Linked DNA regions of Homo sapiens: region 1 is linked to region 2. Evidence: chromatin loops called from intact Hi-C (ENCODE). Cell type or tissue: HepG2. All regions are shown on one strand. Each heading gives the region's core, and the rest is flanking DNA. Links, peaks and the distances in the headings are about the cores only.

Region 1 (5,880 bases), core at 1,635-4,134, 180 kb before region 2:
AAGCCGTCTACTGTGAGCCTTATCAGATGATGCATCTCTGTTTTTAGTTCTGCAGAACAACTTGTCCTCCTCTCCAACAGCATCTGAGCATTCAAATCAGGGGGGCAAAAACGTATCTTTCCCATTTTTGTTTTGAGACATCAGGGACTTGCGTTCTTTAGTGAATTCTCCTGCATCTTGCATGACCAAGTCCTCACTGGTAAGCTCCACTTTCTGTTTTTCCTCAGGCCTCACAACTCCTGCTCCCTCTCCTGTAGTCAAAGGTTAATATCCAGTTCTCTGGGAAAGAAAAATGCCATCTTTCCCTGCTCACCACTCTGTGTTAAGTTTCTGAGCAGAGTTGGGCCAGATCCCATCCACAATAAGGGGAGATGGAGGAACCCTGTAATAGTTTGCTGGAATTGCCATAACAAAGTACAACCAACCAAGTGACCCAAACAACCGAAATTTATTTCACACAGTTCTGGAAGCTGGAAATCTGAGTTCAAGATGTTGGCAAGGTTGGTTCCTTCCGAAGGGAAGGATCTGTTCCAGGACTGTTTTTGGCTTATGGATGGACATCTTCTCTCTTCACACTCTCTTCCCTCTGTCTATGCCTCTGTGTCCAAATTCCTACTCCTCATAAGGACACTAGTCACACTGGATTAGAACCCACCCTAATGAGCCCTAAGCCCTTACTTTAACTTAATTACCTTTTTAAAGGCAATTACAAATACAGCCACAATGTGAGATACTAGGGGTTAAGATCTCAGCAGATGAATTTTTTGTAAGGGGATGGGAAGGGGTACAATCCATGCATAACAGATCCACACTAGACTCTTGAGGCTGGATCTGGGGCCAGGCTGAGTGAGCCCTGCTTTAGCAATGACCCCATCTCCGAAGCCTACAGTTCATGCCCCTACTGCTCTCCTGCTGCCACAGCAACTTCTTGCACCCACTTGCCTGTCCAGGAGTTGCCTTCCCACTGGGGAAAAGCTCATGACGCTTGTGCCTCTTTCAACTCTGAAAGGTGGATTATGTCTCAAATCCCTGGGATAATTACCGCTCCTTTACAGTCATTGGAGGAAGAAGTAAAAAAGGTGAGAAAAAGCCCATGAAAGGGCATGATGTCACATCTCTTCTGGGCTGTTCTTTCTTTTTTACTTACTCATTGGACTACACTGAAGACAGGGGGTGACAGCATGTGGCTTGTGCCTTTTGCCTGAGTTCAAATCCCCTTCTTAATGAAGCCGTCCCTGTCTATCTCCCACCCACACTCCCACCCTGGCAGAAAAATCCACTTTCTCCTCTGGATTCTTGCATTCCTTATACATGCATTTACTTGAACACTGACCATATCACTATGATGATTTATGTATCTGTCTATCAGTGTACACCTTGTCCGTGAGAAGAACAATCTCTGTGTCCCTGGCATCAAGCACCCATGACACATTTATCCAATGTTGAATGACTAAGAGTGAACAATGGTCCGTGTATCTAAGAAGGTGTTAGTACTAATACAGTACAGCCGTGGTAGAAAGCCCAGTCACTATGTGTGTAACTTCGGGTCCTCCAAGAAGCAGACACCAAGACAGGGATTTAGACACATAAGAGGTTTACTGAGGGAAGTGTATGTGGGAGAGAAAAGGTTGAAAGGAAGATGAGCAGAATACACAGGGAGAGGGAGGGGAGGACAGAAGGGGAACAAGGTAGGAGAAAGTCGCAGGCTGTAGCACAATTCCCAGGAGCTGCTGCCAGGCTGATGGGAAGTCTTTGAGCTAAAGTCGTTGCTGGAGGAGTCCTAGCTCTCAATGAATGAGCTTGTGTTGGCATCCATACCACGCTCCATCAATGGCCTGGAGCAGCCCACAGGAAGCATGGCCTTGGGTCAAGCAGAGTAACATGGTGAGAATGTGGATGTGAACTTAGAGTTTGGCATCTGGGGTAATCAGCCAGCTACTCTCCATCACTCTCCCTGAAGCAAGGGGTCTGAGTGTTACCAATTCATGGCAGCCACAGTACAGAATACTAATAATAGCAATAATTAATAATAATAATTAGCACTTACCAATATGATGCTACGTGTTTTCTATGTATGATCTCATCACCGCTCACAACAACACTAAGAGGTAACCCATTTGACAAATAAGGAAATGCAAGCATAAGGGTTTCTCCCTCCAGAGCTCTCTCCACTGAGCTGGCCAGAACCCAGTTGGCATCCATGTCACTCAGCTATCTGATGCCAGGAATAAACAGGGGATGGCAAATGCCTACTGTCAGCCTCAGCCTGCCGCCAGCAGCAACTCAGTGGCTCTGCTAGCCTCTGGACTCACACCACCCTTCCATGGCTCAGCGTAGGCCTGAGCCTGTGCCTACATCCTTGCGCACATTTTGTGCGGTCCTCAGAAATGTGCCTTCTGAGGTCCGCCGATAGGGAGAGTGTGCGCTGCTGCCTGCGCTAACAGGATTGAGCTTTATATGACAGGAAGACTAATATGGGCCCTGAGCCATGTGCTGCTGGAGAGGAGTGTGGATGCTCTTTGTTAAGCTCCTGGGGTCTGGAAGGAAGCAGCTATGCTCTTGTTTAATTCCATATGAGCAGCTTTTTTATTTTTACAAATAGTCCTCTTGCTGTTAGGGAGTGAGTGAGCGACATAAATCATCATCATGTATTTGGCAGCCAGGATTTCTTGGGCATGGTCCTCATTAAAGTCTTTAGTTGCAGGGTTCCTGGAGAACTTCCTTTGATATCTAAAAACATCAAACTGAAAAGGCCGTGGTTATGAGGAGGAGGAGGAGGAGGAGGAGGAGGAGGAAAGGGGGTGGAGAAGAGGGGGCGGAAGCTCACGAGGACCCCAGAATTGCTATTGGGAAACAGCAAGGCAAAACTAGGACTATTATTCACAGTTACAAAAAAAAAAAAAAATCAGGAGCAGGAGCAGCAGGAGCTATAAAACCACCCTGCTGAACAGAATCCAATATGCCGAGACAAAGAGAGAAAGCGGCACAGGCCAGGCGGGAAGGGTGGGTTCTTTAGGTGATTCACAAAAAAGGGAAAGTTCTCTGAGCCTTTCCCTCCCCAGACCTCAGCCCAGCAGGCCCTGGCCGTCAATGAACTAACCTTTTCCTAAGGCCTTGTCTCCCTGCTGGGCGGGAATCCAATCCCCGGGCAAAGGTCACTGAAAATACCATCACGCTGTTGGCAGTGGCTGTTCATTCACAAAATGAGCCCCTTTGTGATAAAAGCGGGGAGAGCAGACCCGAGGCTTGTGTGCATTCCAAGCCGATGGAGGAGAGCTGCCAACGCGCTCGTCAGTGGGAGCACATGCGGCTCACTTTACACGATTGATGTGGCCCTGCAGAACCATGTACATCGAATTCCTATAAATCAAATCGCATTTTAAATGCACCAGGGGAGCCGGCCATTTAAAGGAACCCTGCAGTGAATCCTTTTGAAAAGTGAAAAATCACTGCTGAATTGATCTATTTTGCCACGAAGTAACAAATATTTACTGAGTGCTTATAATGTACCATGCAAAGTACTAGGCGCGGTGAGCGTTTCTTAAAATGGAGTGTCCCTGAGCCAGGGAAGAGCCCTTGGAGAGGGTTGTTTTGGGTTTTGGTTAAACCAGGATGAGCTAAGTACAGAAGCAGGAGGAGAGACTCCAGCTGGAGCCATATCCTCATGTCACGGCTAAAGGATCCACCAGTTGGTCTCCCTCTGGATAACCAGGCGATATTTCTCATTCATGATGACAAGCAATGCTTAGTGTCTTTTTAAGATCCGAAGGAGGTTATGGCCAGAGGCCCAGGGAAAAGGCCAGGCCCTCCTACCAGGGCATACAACCTGAGTCAGTGTCTGAATCAATATCCACCAGTACTGGCAATCAACTCTTTCTGTGGTTCTTTCTAGGAAACTCACTGCCAAGCTTATTCTTTCTGGGCTCCTATATATTGTTTGGTATACATAGAAAGAGATTTGCATATAACTTGAGTTAATCATATCTGCAAGACATATATAAGTTGTAGCCTCTAACATTTGGGAAATGCATCGTGCTTGAAAACACCTTCAAAAGAGACCCTAAGATAATTGAGGCTGTGGAAAAACAAAACCAAACAAAAGCATTTTCCTGGAATGAACCTGGGCAGACTCAGGTATGAGACTGCCAGCATTGGAATCCCAGATCTATCATGTTATTATATGACCTCAAGTAAGTTATTTATCAGCTTCATATTTTAGTTTGCTTACCTGTAAGATGGGGATAAATAATAGAACCTACCTCAGAAAATATTTGTAAGGATTAAATCAAAAGTGATTTTACGTCTAAAGGCTTAGTACATGCTCAATAAATGTTCATTATCATGACTTTGTAGTTCATTTAAAAAGTAAAACCCTAGGCATACGCTGCATAGTTTTAGAAGTCTGACTGTTTGGTAGGAGCTGGTTGTCAATTGGATGAAGCATCATAAAGGAGGGACAATACGTGCACTAAAATGTTGCCATTGTTTGACTTTATATGTCTCCAAAGGAAAATGAACTCTGTGCAATCCAAGCAGTGTTTTTGCAGACACTATTTAGAGAAGCATCTTTGGCATTTAGAATGGAAAAGGGATCTTTTAAAAAGATCACCTGGTCTAAACTCTTAACTTCATAATGAGGAAAAACAAAACAAAACAAAAAAACCAGAAGTAAGAGATTTAGCCAGGGTATACATCTTGGCTAAAATAATAATAATAATAATGTCTATGACCTTCCAATCCAGGATGCTTCCTGGTTTTAAAAAGGGTTTTCTCCAAAGCTAGAATAAGATGCAATGTGCTTCATCAGATCACCTTTCTTTCCTTTGGTAAGTATCTAGGTTATGAGTAGAAACTGTCAACAATCCCTCTAGATACAATCGGTGGGCAGGGCAGGAAATAATATACTGTCTCCAGGAAGAGAGAGAAAATAGATAGGTAACAGGTTTCGTGATAGGGTTCTTGTTTTTAGGGGTGAAAGTTTGTTTCAAAGTTCTAAGGAGAACTTTGATGTTAACAGTCCTCATCTGACAAAATCGGTAAAGAATACAATGAGATGTTGGTGTTCCGCTGACACAGTGTTGGTGTTTCCCACACATGGAGGAAACTTGTCGCTGGACAAACGTAGATAACATTCAAGGCACCACCCCACCCAGCCAGGAATCAGAGCAGGACAACCGGCAACAGCACACCAGTTCTACTCACATGGACCATTACAGAGGGGGGATTGTTACTACTCAACCTGAACCTCTTACCATGAGCAGAGAAGATTTAGTGGCAATAAATCCACATTGGCCAAGCAATTGTGGATTTATCATGAACAGAAAGAATTTTTTTTTTTTTTTTTTTTACCTATAGCAACTCTGTAGGCTGCACATGCTCCCCAGATGCCGTCTTCTTAAATGTTCTTTATTAAAACAGAATGTACTGAGATAATGTCTCTTGGAAACCTCTCAGGCAAAGCACAGATCGCAGGGAATTCCCAGAGACCTTCCCTTGCATCTGGATTGAATCCACGATGCCTTGAGGAATCTCCCTTCCTCTCCAGGTCTTCTAAAACATGTCATCCCCAGCACTGAAGCAGAGACTTGAGCTCATTTATAACCAATGACAAGGTCATCTCTGGGCTGGGGCTCCCACCCGCATTTTCTTCCAGAGCATGCCTCCATCTGAAAGTCTTTCTCATCCAACGCCCCATGAGCTCCATTGGAAAAGTGTCCCAGCTACATTTAACTGTGCTTGAAAGTTAAAGTCACAGCATTCAAGGTACAGTCAGCCCACCACATTCACGTGTTCCCTATCTGCAGATTCAACCAATTGCAGATGGAAAATATTCATAAACAAAAAAAGCAAAACAATAAAAAATACAAATAAAAACAATAT
Region 2 (5,880 bases), core at 2,076-4,575:
AAATGAATGGACAGTCAGCAGATGGAGAGACAGACAAGCAGGCAGACAGGGAGGTGGACTGTGCTGTGCCAGGAGCCTTGCCAAGGTGAAATACGATTTCACTATTTTTTACCAACACTTTTTTAACCTTGCTTTCGAGTCTCTTTAAAGTTGCCGAACTGTCATTTTGTTTGATGCCCTGGAGATTGTACCCCAGGGCAATACATGGTAAGATTTGGGCTGGGTGAAAGGTATGTCATCTTTTGTGAGGTGGGAGAAGGGTGGTCATGATAGAGGAGATGGGAGGAAGACGCAGCCAACCACAGACTCTCAGACATATCAGTTTCAGGAAAGTACACATACAGAAGTTGGCACTAGACCAATGAGCTACTCGACTACATTCTCCAGTGAAGGATACAGCAAGGAATTTTTCCCAAAATAGACAAGAAAGCAAGTAAAAAAGAAGCAAACAATTAAAAGAAGAAAAAAGTAGAATGAAAGTATTAAATCACATTCCTTATAAATGTGGAAAATAAAAGCTCTCCTTGTAAGCACAGAAGTAGATGAAATAGAGGCAATATCACATCAAATGTGAAACCTGACTCCCACTAGCATCTATGTTTGGATAAGGGTCTTGCTTTTAGGATTTGTGACTCAAAAATCTCACAAGGGTTAAACCCTTCATTTACAGTGGTTCTGTTTCTTATTTAAAACAGTAAGTTTTCTTTAGATCCCATACTTTAGTGAATCACATGGTAGGGAAGGGGATGGAGAATCTGAATCAAAAAGTAAAGGGGATGTGGCCAATTTTTACCATTTGGGATATTAACAAGTTTAACATGGCTCAGCAACTATCTTAAGTGTTATATCAACTATTATGACATAAGCTAAAGGTGTTGAAACATTATATACGGAGTGTGTTTTCTGAGAGGAAATGGGTGACAATTTGAAGGGTCGGTTTTTTAACAGAAGGAATACGTAAGAATTCAGAACAGATTCTCAACCAATGGTAATGTTCAATAAGGTTTGTGCAATGTAAGAAACATTTTTTTAATTTCAAGGAAACCACTGTTTCCTGTTATTTCTGGAAAATCAGTAAATGCTGGTTTTTTAAAAGAGAAACATTTATGGAGAGATATTAAGTGTGTTTTAGCTACAAGTATCAGATCCTTGTTTATTTATTTCCCCTAAGAAACTCTGTAATTCCATTTTAAATAAATGACATTTACTTTTTTTTTTTTTTTGAGACGGAATCTTACTCTGTCGCCCAGGCTTGAGTGCAGTGGCACACTTGGCTGACTGCAACCTCCGCCTCCTGGGTTCAAGTGATTCTCCTGCCTCAGCCTCCCGAGTAGCTGGGACTACAGGCGCACACCACCATGCCTATCTAATTTTTGTATTTTTAGTAGAGATGGGGTTTCACCATGTTGGCCAGGCTAATCTCGAACTCCTGACCTCAAGTGATGCACCCGTCTTGGCCTCCCAAAGTGCTGTGATTGCAGGCCTGGGCCACCACACCCAGCCAATGACATTTACTCCCAATTAAGGTTTCTGCCTTTTTATTCCCCCAAGTCAGCAACCCATGGGAAGCATAGGGCTTCTAGAATTTTCTCCACCTAGATAAATAAGTTTTTGGTAAAGATTTCCCTTTCTTGAATAACATCCATAATCTCCAGAATACACTATCTGAATGAACTATTTTAGTCAGAAAGTCCAGTGTGCTGCCTGTTTTATGGTAAACTGTTGGGATCTTTAAAATAAAGATTTTGAATCTATGCAAAAACTGTTAACCTCATATTACATAATTTGCTTACCTATGTAAAGGTATGTTCCCATGTTACATTCAATACAGGTATTTCCCTTCATTGCAAAAGTATAATCTACTTGGTGGATTTTATTCAATGTGAAGTATATACATGAAGAACTTTTCATTATGTTCCAATAAATATTTAAGGCTGTCATTTGAAGATTTAAAAAATCAGTAAATGCATAAACATTTCTATGCTTGCCAAAATCTCTTTCACAGCTCTGCTAAGCACCATGGTTACTGACATGAACAAGTTAATGTTGGGTATTTTAAAGATCCAAGTAGTGCAAAATCAGCCAGTCTGTCACACTGGTAATTTACCATGAAATCAATAATTACTTTTGTTTTGTTGGGGGTAAATGGAAATAGAAAAACAAACAGAAGAAAATTCAGCAATGGAAAGATTCTAAGATGAAAAAGCAATAACTAGTTTGCTGCCATCTATGATACAGCCATACCTATAGGTTTTCAACATACTTACTTAAACAATGGAGTTCCACAAACAACACATTTATATATTCCAGGATCTTTGTGATGTGTGTATTCTCCTTCAAAGGCACTGATAAATAAACAGATCATTTAAAAAATTAAAGTTAGCATTATTTCTTACAGAATGTATTTGCTTAAAATATATTTCTCTAATAAATCTTTCAAGGGCTTTTTGTACTAGAATGAAAACAAACCAAACATATGGAAATCTGAACTTTACTAATATATTTCAAATCTATATAATAAAATGTGCATATAACTACTCCAAACTAGTGCAAGTTACATAAAAAAATCAAGCCATCTAGTTATGTAATGCTTAGAAAAAGATTTTTTTCTATTAAAAAAAAAAGCCTGTAGTTTAGATTCACAGAAAGAACATTACATAAGATTTTGCTACTTTACAGTGTGCAAGAGTATATACCAGAAAATGCAGAAGGGTCCAAGACTTCAAGTGGAAGGAGTCTTATTTTTTGGTTTGAAAAGGAATATTGCAGCTTTAAGGGAATATTTTTCTAAGTTAACAATCTTAAAGGCTAGGAGGTCATTCAGCTAATACAAATCAGCTGTGCTAGCCCAACAAAAAGTCTATGTGCTCTGCAGCTTGTTTTTATTATCCTTTCACCCTCTTTATGAGGTCCAAATTTTTTATAAACAGAATTTTTAAGAATGACCTAATCTCTGGTTGTTTGTGTGCATTAAATCATTTTGCTAGTCATGTACACAACAGAACGGATAGAAATCCTCGCAAGCTGAGACTGAAGTCCACTGCTAGCTCATTGTATGCTAAGGTTGGACTTCGTCAGAGATTCAACATTTGGTAAATTCAGTAAACAGTAGATACTGTGACAGGAAGAGAGTGTTGCCTGTTAACAGGGATCCCATGTGTAGTAGAGAGCTCTTTCAGTTCATGAATGAAAACAAGAAGTTACATCATTAATAAATTTGGATCAGAGGTAAGCTACGGTCTTACGCCAAGCTCCATGGTATAAATTAGACAACAAAGTCGTCGGACCTTGGCAAGTTACCTTTGAGCTGGAATCAGCTGAGAGAGGCTTTATTCACTAAAAACAGTCTTGGAAGTGAACAAACTCTTTTTTCAGGACTTAGGGCGAACTTCCAAGGACCAAAGCCATGTGAGGGCAGTTATTGAAAATTTTTGACATTCCAACCACAAATGAGCCAATAAATACTTTCTCCACATGTGCTTCAAAAAGAAATTGGAGTTGGGTAGAAAAGAACTAAATTATGCTACCTTCTTTTTGCAGCCAAAACGTCTATACTTACAATGGCCACCTTCAAAATTTCAGCATCCTGGCATAGTGCCAAGTCCCTCATGGTTTTGCTTACTGTGATGTCTTCCCAAAAAATGTACCTAAATCGCTGTTACTTCCACACATTTTGTAGTAAACTAAAAACAGGCCCTTAACAAAAGCTTTGTGACTTTATATCAGATATGCAGTATTCATTAAATGGAGAAAAGAACAAATAAAACTTAGTCTTAACCTAAACAACACCATTTTAACCTTTTCAAGGATACTAATTCATAGACTTTAGCAAGTAAGTATAGAATGCTTTAAATTAATTGGCAAGGAAAAGCACTGCAGAGGGCAGGGGGAGAAGAAATCTAGCTCTTAATGACTTTTTATTAAAGCTCACCTTACCTTTCGGTCCCTTTCTCCTGAGTGACATGGTACTGCAGGGGTGTTAGCCGCTTCCTCAGTTCCTGCTGGGAAAAGACCACCTTACAGTTCTTTTTATCCCTACACGACCCTGAAAAGAGAGAGGATATGGGAGAAGAAGCCTTTTTAGCTTGAATCCTAAATAATTGCTTTGGCTGACCGCCACAGCACAGCTTCTGCAGTCACTTGTCAATGACCAGACCAGTCTCTAATGCACTGGAAATGCTTACCTGAACTGCAGCTGATTATTTCTCTACGTTTAAAATGAATGTTTCTTAAGATTCAGATGATTCCACTGGAGCAGTGACAATATGCTACAGCCAGTCTCTAGCATGTGATACTAAAAATTCACTGATCATTCACAAGGTACATGCTTTATAACTCCCAGTATCCTGAAACCCTTTTTTTTTCAAATAAATTCAAAAGCATAAGTCTATTTACAAACATTTATACTGTATATATAAAATGATGGGCATATTATGTTAAACCGTAAGTCTGCAATAATTTTGCAACTTAGTAGAATAGCCTGAAACCATCAAAATTCCATTTCCATTGTGGATGATTTAACTACCATCCTATTTTTGAGCCCTAAAAATATATTTTTCTATGACCAGGAATTACTGTTCTCCATGATTCCATCAGAAACTTCACTAGATTCTGTATACTCCTTCAAAGTATAAAGATTCTGTATATCTCTTCAAAGACTGTATCTTACCATGTTAAATGGGCAGCAAGAAACTTTCAATAAACTACAGGAGAAGGCATTTTCACTAATGCAGATTCAAGAAGTTCCAAAGAAAGAGTGGGAAAAACAGAAAGGGAGAAAGACAAAGAAAAAAGGAAATGTGAATATTTTTAGAAACCTACATTTTCTTTTTGCAAAGTATATCTAGGAAGACTTTACTGATTAACTGTATTTGAATGGTGAAATAATTCTAATGTGATTCTAATAACAATGGCAGCTTTTATTTCAACCTATACAGCCTGCAGTAAAATGTTCAGACAACACCTGTTTATATGTAGTATTTTATTTTACATGAGCAAATGACTGAAAAGAAATATAACTCCAGGACAGGGTAGCCATTACTCACTGCAGTAAAATTGCTTTTCTTTGCCATCCATCACAGTGGGAAAGAGGCCTGCAGATGGTCCTAAATGTAGAGAGTTCTTGCCATGTTTTGAAGTTACTAGAAGAAAGCTTGCTTAGTTTCCCAAATACTAAACGCAACTTCTTTTGAAATATAAAGAAATATGATTAGGAGTGGAAATGCTTCCCGTTTTTTTTACGTTCAAGGTACCTAATGTCATAGTATGAGATCGCTGACCTTAAACTAGGAAAATATTGTCTAGCCGGTTACCCTGACTGTGGTGTTGAAGAAGGATATCAGCTTGCAGAATCCGGGCCACCAAGATAGAGCGGTTGATTCTCCACAAGAGAAAATGGAGGCAGCAAAAGAGCAAGCCAGACCCAAAGAGCAAGATACACCTTGGAGTGGGCCTGCAGGTTGTCAGACAGCACCTCTGCTGACCTTCCACAAATACTTCAGCCCTTCCCTGGCCTGCAAAGATCCACAGGCACAGCAGGCATGTCACTAATGGCATGTTGATCTCTCATCTCACTGGACCCCGTCTTATCCTAGGCTTTATCCAAATACCTACTACTTGTATTTTTGCTGTTATCAACGGTTAGGTAGAAATGTTTCCCTGAGAAATGTCTGTCCTATCAGAACAAGCCTCTCAATAGCTTGAATGCAAAGTGGCTCTTTCTTAAATAATCAGTCAACAGTGATAGGTGAGTTTCTGCTTAATTCAGTACAGACTTCTTAAAAATTATTTTATTCTCATGTGTTTGTTGGAAGGGTTGTATCTTAGTTAATACTGTCACAAAATCATTAAATGCAAACTTAACATGACAAAATGACTTGG

What was found. A loop is a pair of places that touch in the nucleus more often than their neighbours do. Peaks named below come from ENCODE experiments on the same cell type or tissue, not always from the same donor. Only the 100,000 strongest peaks of a DNase experiment are listed, where the experiment ranks them.
Region 1: a loop joins it to region 2, with 6 times the contacts of the local background. A loop is called at or near these places in 1 of 110 quality-filtered maps.

Annotation. Positions count from the first base shown.
Region 1 is chr12:65,508,079-65,513,958 of GRCh38, reverse strand. The region is part of intron 2 of MSRB3-AS1 (MSRB3 antisense RNA 1); the gene reads left to right. Among named protein-coding and RNA genes, the nearest start is that of LINC02454, 92 kb to the left of the region's middle. In HepG2, for the core only: no CTCF peak of the experiment used is centred there; a DNase peak (open chromatin) is centred at 3,158; H3K27me3 peaks cover 310 bases.
Region 2 is chr12:65,324,991-65,330,870 of GRCh38, reverse strand. MSRB3 (methionine sulfoxide reductase B3) reads right to left here. Exons shown (of 7, transcript NM_001031679.3): 3 at 3,937-4,045; 4 at 2,268-2,345. Among named protein-coding and RNA genes, the nearest start is that of MSRB3, 49 kb to the right of the region's middle. In HepG2, for the core only: no CTCF peak of the experiment used is centred there; a DNase peak (open chromatin) is centred at 3,070; H3K4me3 peaks cover 866 bases.